2 separate regions of the Homo sapiens genome follow, and region 1 is linked to region 2. The links are chromatin loops, found by intact Hi-C in ENCODE. Cell type or tissue: GM12878. All regions are shown on one strand. Each heading gives the region's core, and the rest is flanking DNA. Links, peaks and the distances in the headings are about the cores only.

Region 1 (5,392 bases), core at 163-5,162, 110 kb before region 2:
GTGGAGATTATACTAGCAGGTGAACTCGTAAAGAGAAGATTCTGGAATGCCTATATCTGAAATCAGAATCCTAGTAGTTTGTAGTTTGCCTCTTCCTAGAAGTTCAAGAGACTCAAGTCATAGGCTACAGATGTACTTTCAAGTATATAATTATGAATGGAAGGAGAAAATAAAAGCACAAAAATGCAAATATTAAACCTTTAGTGACTTGGACTATATTCCAGTAGGTAATTTATTCCACTAACTTCACTTTAACAAAGATTAAATCCCTTTATTTTAATCAGGTCCATTAAATTTCATTCATTAAAGTTATACATACTCCAGAATGTTTATAAGACATTTACACCGATCATGTTTACAAAAAGCATAAATTCAGTCTTAAGCTGCACTACAAATGCCTTAATATAACATAATCACAGTATAAGGAAACAAATCAGAAATTCTCTGATTAGATATGCTGTAGCTTCACAGAAAACTCTCAGTAATAAATTAAAACAAAAAGACTTACAATGTATAATGGGCTATGCAGTGCAAAATGATGTCACCGGACCAAAATTTAGTTCAATCATTTTTATTTCAAGTGTGTTTTAAAAATCATAAACGGGGTTTCATAATCCAAAGCTGAAACATTTATTCTTCATAGCTTCAGAATTGACAAGCAATTGTAGACCATGCTTTCCAAATCCACTCTTCTTTGCTATTTTTCAAATTTCTGAGATCTAGTATTAAACTGCTCCATTCTAAATGTACAGTTTTAGATAACTATTGTACACTTGTTGATAAGAGTTTTCTGAAAACAGTCTATCAAATACAAAGAATGGTTTCTATCCAAGAATCAGCAGTGAGGGAAGAAATACTAAACACCTGTCAAGAAATCAGTTATTCATTTTAAAAAATAACAGAACCAGTGCTGCTCTCTGTCATAAAAAAGAACATGTAAAATTTATTTTTATAGGCTTTGGTAACATTATATTCCCCACAGAGGCCTTCAATCCTACTTAAAGATATTTTACACACGGTAACCATCAGGTTTACTGAGTAAAAATCTCAGGTATTAACCATGCCCCTAAAATGTGCTGTTCCAAAGAGGAACAGGTTACTTTTGAGGAAAAAAGCTGCCTTGGTAACTTCCCTCAAATGTTTATTTTAAATAAAAATAGTTGATGGAAGTATTTTTTAAACCAACTTTGGATATAATATGGCATACTGCCCATCAAACAAAAAAGGAAATCAAAACTTTTCTTCCATTTATAATGAGTTTTCCACCTTTACTTTTAAGATTACAACTTACTGACCTTTTATGCTTGTTTGGTTTTTTGACTGCCTAATCCAATATTTAAATTTTTAAAAGTCTGCATTTCAATGTAGTAAGAGTTCTTTTTCAAATAATCTTCATAAGCCAGAATACAGACACCAGAGCAACACTCTCAAGTCACACTGTTTGACTATAATGAAGAGATGAAAATGGGCGGATATCTGAAGATAGGTATTCCCTCTGCTCTGAAGGTGAGCAAGCTTTTAACATGTGAGCAACACAGAACTCCTTTCCTCTGGGGCTCCTTTCAACTCAGAATGCTTCAGTTCAGTAAGTCAATATGTTATTCCTAAAAATTAAAGTTTGGTCACTAAGAAGGACTGAACAAAATTTATTCCCCTCCCGCCAAACACAACCAGAACAGTTCTAATCAGGCCCCCTTCTCCCCACGAAAACAGGGAAGTAGCTGGGCTGAAGACTTTATTAAGTGTGACATTTCAGTTCCTAAAACATCACTGCTATATGCTCAAAGTTGTAGGTCTATGTATTTCCTTCTCCAACACGTCCCCATTTATGTTTATTTCCACACATACAAACGTGCACATGTGTGCACGCACACACGCACACACTCACTCTCAAGTAAGACACTTCTTTGTGTTTGTTGATAAATTATGAGGATTATGAACTAGGTGTGTACAGGGTTTCATAGGTGCTTTCTAAACATCAGAGTCACTTGGGTCCTTTCCTCCATAAGCCTCAGATCAAATTATGCAACCAATGACCACCACTTTCCCAGACGCTGTTCACAGGCTGCATAATGACGAAGGGCAGAGAAAAAGTCCCCATAACTGATGTTTACATGGGAAGGCAAAGAGACAATCTCAGTCAATCTGATGTGCCAGAGAAGAAAGCCTCGTGTGCTGTCCACAGGACCGAACTTCAGTACTAAATCAGGATCAGGACAACCATTTGAACTGAGTAAACTAACATATCTACATCCACATCTGTGGGTCTCCTTTGCTTCTGGGCTACTCACTGGCAAAAGTCCTGAGCGGCTCTCACAATATCTGCTTTTCCATCTTCCGGCAATAGCACCTTCACTGCCAAATGGCAATTTAAAACTTGATCATCTTTGTCATTACTATTTGCAAACTCTGGTGAGCATTTTGAACAATCTAGGCCCAGAAGTTCTTGCTGTTGTTTTAAAATTCCATCCATCAATCTGGAATTATTTCTTTTGAAAATACCTTGGTGGTCGTAGACGCTAATGTAGGAGATGCCCACGGCCATACACCACACCACGAGGCTCTCGATGTCCGAGAAGCTGGGTTCCTGCTCCACCTCGGTGATCACCAGGCCCATGTGCACAGGCAGCTTCTCCAGGGAAGGGCCGTCCGCGCGCCAGCGCACCTGGTGGTGGGCTGCGGGCAGGCACGACCCCCGGCGCGGGTGCGGGTGGTGATGGCGGTTCCTGCAGACGCCTGGGACTTGCGGAGCGTGAAGCCGAGCGGCGCTAGGACCGCGGCAGAGGCGGCGCGCCGGCACAGTCGCCAGATCCAGTTCCAAGTGCCGAACCGAACGCGGAGCCAGGAGGTGAGCTTGCGGTGCAGACAGAGCAGGGGGGCAGCACCCGCCACACCAGCTCTTACAGCCCCGTCATACTCTTGTGGCCCTCGGGTACCCCCTCTCCCTCCCGCCCACTCCCGTGGCGCTACGGCTTTTTATCCGCCCCTGCGCCGGCGCGGGCATCGCTCCGCGTCCCCCCGCCCCCTAAGCCCGAACCCCTTTCCACTGCCAACACCTCACCTCGCCCCCGCCGCCATCTTCCTCCTCCCTTGGCAGCCCCGCCCTAAAAATAAATAATTTTAAAAAGCATTCATTTTATACTATCTCTTGAACACTGTTCAGCAGGGTAGATTCCATTTTGATGATTATTTTCATCAGCACTTGGAATATACTGTTCCACTGTGTGTGGTCGTGATTGCTGCAGTTGTGAAGTTTGCTCTCAATCTAATCAGAGTCCCTTTACAGTTATGCCTTTTTAAAAGTGCTTTTAGTGTTTTTTTCTTTGATAATTTACAATTTAATTTTAATGTTTCTTTTTTTAACAGTGTTATTGAGGGATGATTGACATACACTAAACCGCGCATATTGAAAGTGCAAAATTTGATGTGTGTTTATGCTTGTGAAACCATCACTACAGTTAAGATAATAAACAGATCGGCCAGGCTCAGTGGCTCACGCCTGTAATCCCAGCACTTTGGGAGGTGAAGGCGGGTGGATCATGAGGTCAGGAGTTGGAGACCAGCCTGGCCAACATGGTGAAACCCCGCCTTTACTAAAAATACAAAAATTAGCCAGGCGTGGTGGCACACGCCTGTAATCCCAGCTACTCGGGAGGCTGAGGCAGGAGAATCGCTTGAACCCGGGAGGCAAAGGTTGCAGTGAGCCGAGATTGCGCCACTGCACTCTAGCCTACGTGACAGAGCAAGACTCCGTCTCGGGGAAAAAAAAAAAAAAAGATAATAAACATATTCATCACCCTAGTCTCTCCTTGTGCCCTTTGTAATCCTTCCCTCCACTTCTCCACCCTCAGCCTGTCCCCAGGCAACCACTGACATACTTTCAGTTATCATAGGTTAGTTTGCATTTTCTATAATTTTATATACCTGGAAGCATAGTGTATGTCCTCATACTTTTGTGAGCTCTGGCTTCTTTGCTTCAGCGAAGTTATTTTAAGATTCATCCATGTTTTTGGCAGTATCAACAACCCATTTCTTTCTATGGCTGAAGAGTCTTCAATTTTATCAGTAAACGCAATTTGTTAATGCATTCAGGAGTTGATGAACATTTGGATTGGTTCCAGCTTTTGGTTATTACAAATAAAGCTGTTATAAACATTTGCATACAAACCTTTATATAGACATATGCTTTTCTCTCTCTAGGAGTGGAATGGCTGGATCATATGGTAGGTGTATTTAGCTATTTAATAAACTGCCAAACTGTTTTCCAAAGTGGTTGTGCCATTTTTACCTTCCCATGAGCAGTGTAGGAGGTTTCTAATTTCTCTACATCCTTGCCATCACTTGGTATATCAGTCTGTTTAATTTTACACCTTCTAGCAGGTGTGTAGTGGTATCAACTTGTAGTTTCAATTTGCATCTCTTTATTGAATAATGATATTAAGCATCTTTTCCTGATCTTGTTTGCCATCAATATTTCTGTTGGTGAAGTGTCTGTTCAAATCTTTCGTTCCTCTTTTTATTGCATGTTTGCATTTTATTATTGAGGTTCAAGGGTTTTATATGTTCTGCATAGAAGTCCTTTACAGATACGTGATTTAAAAATACGTCCTCTTGATCTATGTCTTTTCATTCTCTTAACAGTGTATTTTGAAGAGTGGAAGTTTTTAATTTTGATGAAATGCATATTATCAATTTGTTCTCTTATGAATTATGCTTTTTATGTTGTATCCAAGGTCACAAAGATTTCTGCTCTATTTTCTTCTAAAAATGTTATAGTTTAAGGTCTATGAATTCCTTTGAATTAAAGTTTGTATATGCTGTGAGGTACGAATCAAAGTTCACTTTTTTGGGGATTCAGCATCATTTGTTGAAAAGACAATACTTTCTCCATTGAATTGTCTTTGTACTTTGTCAAGAATCTATTGGCCATATATATGTGAGTCTATTTCTGGAATCTCTATTGTGTTTCATTGATCTATTTGTCTATATGTATGGCAATACCATACTGTTTTAATATAGCTTTATATTTAGCCTTGAAATCAGATAAGTAAGTCCTCCAACTTTATTCTTCTTTTGCAAAGTTATTTTCACTATTCTAGGTCCTTCATTTTTTCCATATAAAACTTAAAGTTCAATTATTGATTTTCACTTTTAAAAGCCTTCTGGAATTTTGATTGATATTCAATTGATCTATAACTCAACTTGGGAGAATTGACATCTTAACAACTTCAAGTCTTCCTGTCCATGAACATGGTACATGTTCCATTTAGTTAGGTCTTCTTTAATTTCTCTCAGCAATGTTTTGCAGTTTTCAATGTACAAGTCTTCCACATGTTTTATTTGGTTTATGGCTAACAATTTTATATTTGTTAATGGTATTGGAAATAACATT
Region 2 (5,392 bases), core at 268-5,267:
GGCGTGATCTCGGGTCACTGCAACCTCCGCTTCCCTGGTTCAAGCGATTCTCCTGCCTCAGCCTCCCGAATAGGTGGGATTACAGGTGTGTGCCACCAAACCCGGCTAATTTTTTGTATTTTTAGTAGAGATGGGGTTTCACCACGTTGGCTAGGCTGGTCGTGAACTCCTGACCTCAGGTGATCTTGCCTGCCTCAGCCTCCCAAAGTGCTGGGATTACAGACGTGAGCCACAGCGCCCGTCCGTCTTTTTTTCTTTTGAGACGGAGTCTTCCAGTGTCTGACACGGAGTCTCCCTCTGTCGCCAGGCTGGAGTGCAGTGGTGCAATCTCGGCTCACTGCAACCTTCGCCTCCTGGGTTCAAGTGATTCTCCTGCCTCAGCCTCCTGAGTAGCTGGGACTACAGGTGCGTGCCACCATGCCCAGCTAATTTTTGTATTTTTAGTCAAGACGGGATTTCACCATGTTGGCCAGGAAGGTCTTGATCTTCTGACCTCATGATCTGCCTGCCTCGGCTTCTCAAAGTGCTGGGATTACAGTCCTGAGCCACCGTGCCCAGCCTTTATGGTCTTACAGATTGGCAACAGTGTATTAAAAAATTTCCATCATGTCTCTTTATTCCAGAATTTCTCAAAGCTCTTTTTTTTGTTTTTGTTGCTTTGTTTTGAAGGAAAATTTGTATTTTAATTATTTTTATGTACAGAAAACTCGACAGTGTACATTTAACCCAGTTTACTGGCAAGTTCTTTAGCCTTTGCCTTTTTGAGCTTGGCGATACGAGCCACAGACTTGGGACCCAGGACATTGCTGCCTCAGTGACGGCGGATCTCACAGTATCTGTCGTTGTAATTGGTCCTGATGGCTTCCACCAGCTTAGCCAAAGCGCCTTTGTCTTCTGACTTCACTTGTGTGAAGGTGACAGTGGTGTAGGTCTTCCTGTGGACTAGATATTCCAGTCTTGCCTTCCCCTTGATAATGCAGTAAGGGACCCCCATTTTACGACACAGGGCAGGCAAGAAGACAGCCAGCTGGAAGAAAGCATTAGCTGAAGAGTGTATTTTGACTAAAAGCAGTAAATTTCAGAGTTAGCTTGGTAGCAATTGCTCAGGGTTAAAAAGCTCATGGATTTGCACTTCAAAAAGCTCTTAAATAATAATGTTCATTGTGAATCTTTAGGAAGGAGATATGTTAAGTGGGCTTTTCTATACTTTTCTGATCACCAAATCAGTTTTTTTTCTGTGGAAAACGCCCTGATCTCTTCCTGGAGTAGTGCTCTGGAGAGCAGTTTTTGAGACAGTCGTTTAAATGAATCTGGAGAGAACTTTATCCCTTACCTTTCTCATTTAATCACCACCAGAAGCCAATAAGGAAGGCTCATATATATTGATAATATGGCCACAGGTTTAACCCAAATTAAAGTTTCCTGAAGCACAAATATTCCATTTAACTGAACATCAGAGACATATAATTTTAGAGCTATAGTGACAGATGCCCCCTTCCCCGTGATAGCATGTCTTCTGTTATTTTAAATCATAAAATTTGCATTTCTTTCATATAAACTATTGACATTTTCTTGTGTCCCTTTCACAATTTTGCTCCCCCTACCAGAAACAAAACCCAAATACAGAAGCTTTACATTGTTAAAGGAATGTCTATGAGGAAAATAATCAATAGATTATTGGATTATTTCTTTAGAGCCAGTACAGGAAGAGCTGTAATAAGGAGTATTTTCTACACATTTTAATTTGAAGTCATAGCTTTCAAAACTAGCAGTGAATTATTTTGTATGTCTTGAGGGGTAGCTTATATTTATCATATGAGACTGTATTTTTTACATATCATAAAACGTTATTCAGGTAATGCCTTCTGATTAAGCTTGATAAGCACACTGGTAATACCATACTTGACCAAACACAAAGTTTGATCATACAGACACAATTTTGTATTGTCAGGCACTTCAGAAAATGGAGTATGAAGCATATATCACACAATGGAAACACTGGTGCCTATTTTATCTAATTATGATCATTCAAAGGATGAAGAAACTCTAGTATGTTTACTCCTTTGGGGAGTCTGAGCATACAAGCTTTATTTTAGAAACATCATCAGGGTTATAAAAGAGAACATAATTGCACAGTCCAATTTCACTCACACAGACATTGTTCATGTTTTGTATCACTGAAGCAGTATTTTCTGGCTAGTGCATTCTGAAGATGTTGGTGTAAAATAATAGACAATTAGATCTGAAGGTACCCTTAGATATTATTTACTGAGTCGCAGATGAGGAAAGGGGAAAGATAGGCATAAATGTGTATTCAGTAAAAGAATGGCATAATTCTGAAACAATATTCAAAGACACATCAGCAATTCTCAAGATTCATAAATAGGATGAACCTAGACTTTTACACTAAACCTAACTTAAAGTAACAAAACCCACAAATTATTAGCACAAACATCTCATGAGAATCAGCAAATAGATGGCATATGAACTTACCTATGTAAAACATAATTAACATTGAATCACCAGAATCAATTTTTAGCAAAACTGTTTAAAAATTTTTATGTTAGGATGTTTAAAAACACAATTTTAAAATGTTTTCATAATTGATTTTTAAATTCAGAAATAGAATGAAAGAATTTTCCAAATTTGGCTTAAATTATCGTCGCTATTATTTGTCACCCCTGAAATGAGGGATTAATGAAAAAGTGACATATAAAGATTAAGGCAGTACCATGGTGCTCTCTGGTGGCAACATCTTTGTATCTGCTTGAAAAAACAGAAAAAAGACCAGCTAACTTCCAGAGGTAAGACATGCTATAAATAATGATTTTAAAAGACTCTTTCATTCAACAGTATTTGCCTGTAATTTGGTTGTATTTCGTTAAGCATAACCTCATTATTAGAGTCCAGCATACATGTATAAACTGAGAATGTATGGGAAATCCAGTTCTATCTTGGAATTAGAGCTAGACTTCTGTCCATACTTCTGTGCCCTATGACGTGTGTAAATATTAGGAGGCAGGGCATCCATGGGCAGAAGCTGAGGAAGTGAAACCATTGGGAACTAAAATGCGGAAGCTGGGGCTACGGCCATTCCTGAATTTGGTCATCATCTGGGAGGGAAATGGTGTGTGCGTGGCTGGTTACTCAATGAGGAACACATCTAGGAAAAGCATGAGAACATTGGACAGATGATTGCAAAGCAATCCTAGCTCCACAGCCCCCATGCCCAACCATACAAATTTTAAGCTCATAAAAGAATTTCAGGAGCTCAAACAACTCAATAGCAAAAACACAACTTGATCAAAAAAGGGGCAAAGGACATGAACAGACATTTCTCAAAAGAAGACACACAAATAGCCAACAGATATATGAAAAAATGCCCATCGTGAATCATCAGGCAGCTGCAGATAAAACCCACTGTGAGATATTAACTCACACCTCATACTTGTTAGATTGGCTATTGTCAAAAAGACAAAACATAGCAAGTGTTGCCAAGTATATGGAGAAAAGAACCAAAGTACACTGTCAGTGGGAATTTAAATTAGTACAGTCATTATGGAAAACAGTGTGGCAGTTCCTCAAAAAATTAAAAATAGAACCACCATATGATCCAGCAATCTCACTGCTGGGTATATATCCAAAGAAATTGAAATTAGTATGTCAAAGAAATATTTGTACTGCCATGTTCATAGCACAATAGCCAAGATAGGAAAAAAAGTGTCCATTATTGGATGAATGGGTAAAGAAAATGTGGTACACACAATGCAATGGTATTCAGACTTTAAAAAGAAGGTAATTTTGTCATTTGCAACAACATGAATGAAACTGGAAACCATTATGGTAAGTGAAATAAGCCAGCCAAAGACAGACAGATACCACATGGTCTCATTTATATGTGGAATCTAAAACCGTTGAACTCATAGAATCAGAGTAGAATGGTGATTACCAGGGGCTGGAGTAGGGGAGGTTGTGGATGGGGAAAAAAGAGATGTCAGCCAAATGATATAAAGTTTAAGTTGAACAGGAAGGTTAAGTTTCAGTGATGTATTGCACATCCTGGTGACTATAGTTAATAATAATGTTTGCATATTTCAAAATTGCTTAAAGAGAAGATGTTTTAATAATTTCAACTTTTATTTTAGATTCAGGGGTACATGTGCAGGTTTGTTATATGGGCATATTGTGTGATATTAAGGTTTGGGGTATTATTGATCCTGTCACCCAGGTAGTGAGCATAGTACCCAACAGTTAATTATTCAACTCTTCCCCTCTTTTGCCTCCTCCACCAGCAGCAGCCTCCAGTGTCCATTGCTGAACACTTTACATCTGCCAGTACCAAATGTTTAGCTTCCACCTCTAAGTAAGAACGTGTGGTACTTGCTTTTCTGTTCCTACCTTAATCAGCTTAGGATAGTGCCCTCCAGCTGCATCTATGTTGCTGCAAAAAACATGATTTCATTCTTTTTTGTGGCTGTGTAGTATTCCATGGTGTATTTGTACCACATTTTCTTTATTAAATCCACCCTCGATGGACACCTAGGTTGATTCCATGATTTTGCTATTGTGAATAGTGCTGCAATGAACATGTCTGTGATGAACATATGAGAGCCTGTGTCTTTTGGGTAGAACAATTTATTTTCTTTTGGATATATACCCAGTAGTGGGAATCCTGGATTGAATGGTAGCTCTGTTTTAAGTTCTTTGAGAAATCTAAAAGAATAGATTTTAAATGTTCTTACTACAAAAAAAAAAGTAGATGAAGTGTTAATTAGCTTGACAATCATTTCACAGTCTATATTTGTATCTACTTATCTATCTCTTTATCTATCCCTTAAACATCTTGTTCCTCATGTCACCCTACTCCATTCTGTTTGCAATGTGATCATCCCTTTGTGTGGTGGATCTATACTGTATATGCTACCTGCCCGTTGCTGTACAGGAAAAAACATACGGCACGAAGGCTTCAGTGCTACCACAGGTAGCATTCAGGTGTTCATGGTGGTATCCATGTCAAATAAAAGGGAACCGAACCATTTTGCATTCCCACCAGCAATGAATGAGAGTTCCTGTTGTTCCACACCTTCACCAGCATTTGGTGTTGTCAGTATTTTGGATTTTAGTTATTGTAGTATGTGTGTTGTGGTATCTCATTGTTGTGTTAATTTACAATTCCCTAATAACACATGATGTTGAGCATCTTTTCATGGGTTTATGCCTGTTTGCCATCAGTCTATCTTCTTTGGGGAGGTGTCTGTTCAGATCTTTTTCCCATTGCACTTACTTTTTTAGTCACCTTTTCTTGGACATTCTTCTCTTTTGATGAAAATTGTGTTTGTCGAGATTGACCTTCCTGTTTCCCAGAATCTTGCTTACTTTCAGTTTTGAAATT

Evidence for each region. Hi-C counts contacts between places; a loop is a spot of excess contacts. Peaks named below come from ENCODE experiments on the same cell type or tissue, not always from the same donor. Only the 100,000 strongest peaks of a DNase experiment are listed, where the experiment ranks them.
Region 1: a loop joins it to region 2, with 4 times the contacts of the local background. A loop is called at or near these places in 1 of 110 quality-filtered maps.

The regions. Positions count from the first base shown.
Region 1 is chr13:22,913,174-22,918,565 of GRCh38, reverse strand. It overlaps LINC00621 (long intergenic non-protein coding RNA 621), which reads left to right and starts at 2,197. Exons shown (of 3, transcript NR_138043.1): 1 at 2,197-2,848. It also overlaps the pseudogene NUS1P2. RefSeq lists an enhancer at 2,477-3,390. In GM12878, for the core only: no CTCF peak of the experiment used is centred there; a DNase peak (open chromatin) is centred at 2,964; H3K4me3 peaks cover 869 bases.
Region 2 is chr13:22,798,931-22,804,322 of GRCh38, reverse strand. It overlaps the pseudogene LOC124903254 and the pseudogene RPL7AP73. Among named protein-coding and RNA genes, the nearest start is that of LINC00621, 110 kb to the left of the region's middle. In GM12878, for the core only: a CTCF peak has its summit at 2,739 (motif pointing left); a DNase peak (open chromatin) is centred at 3,090.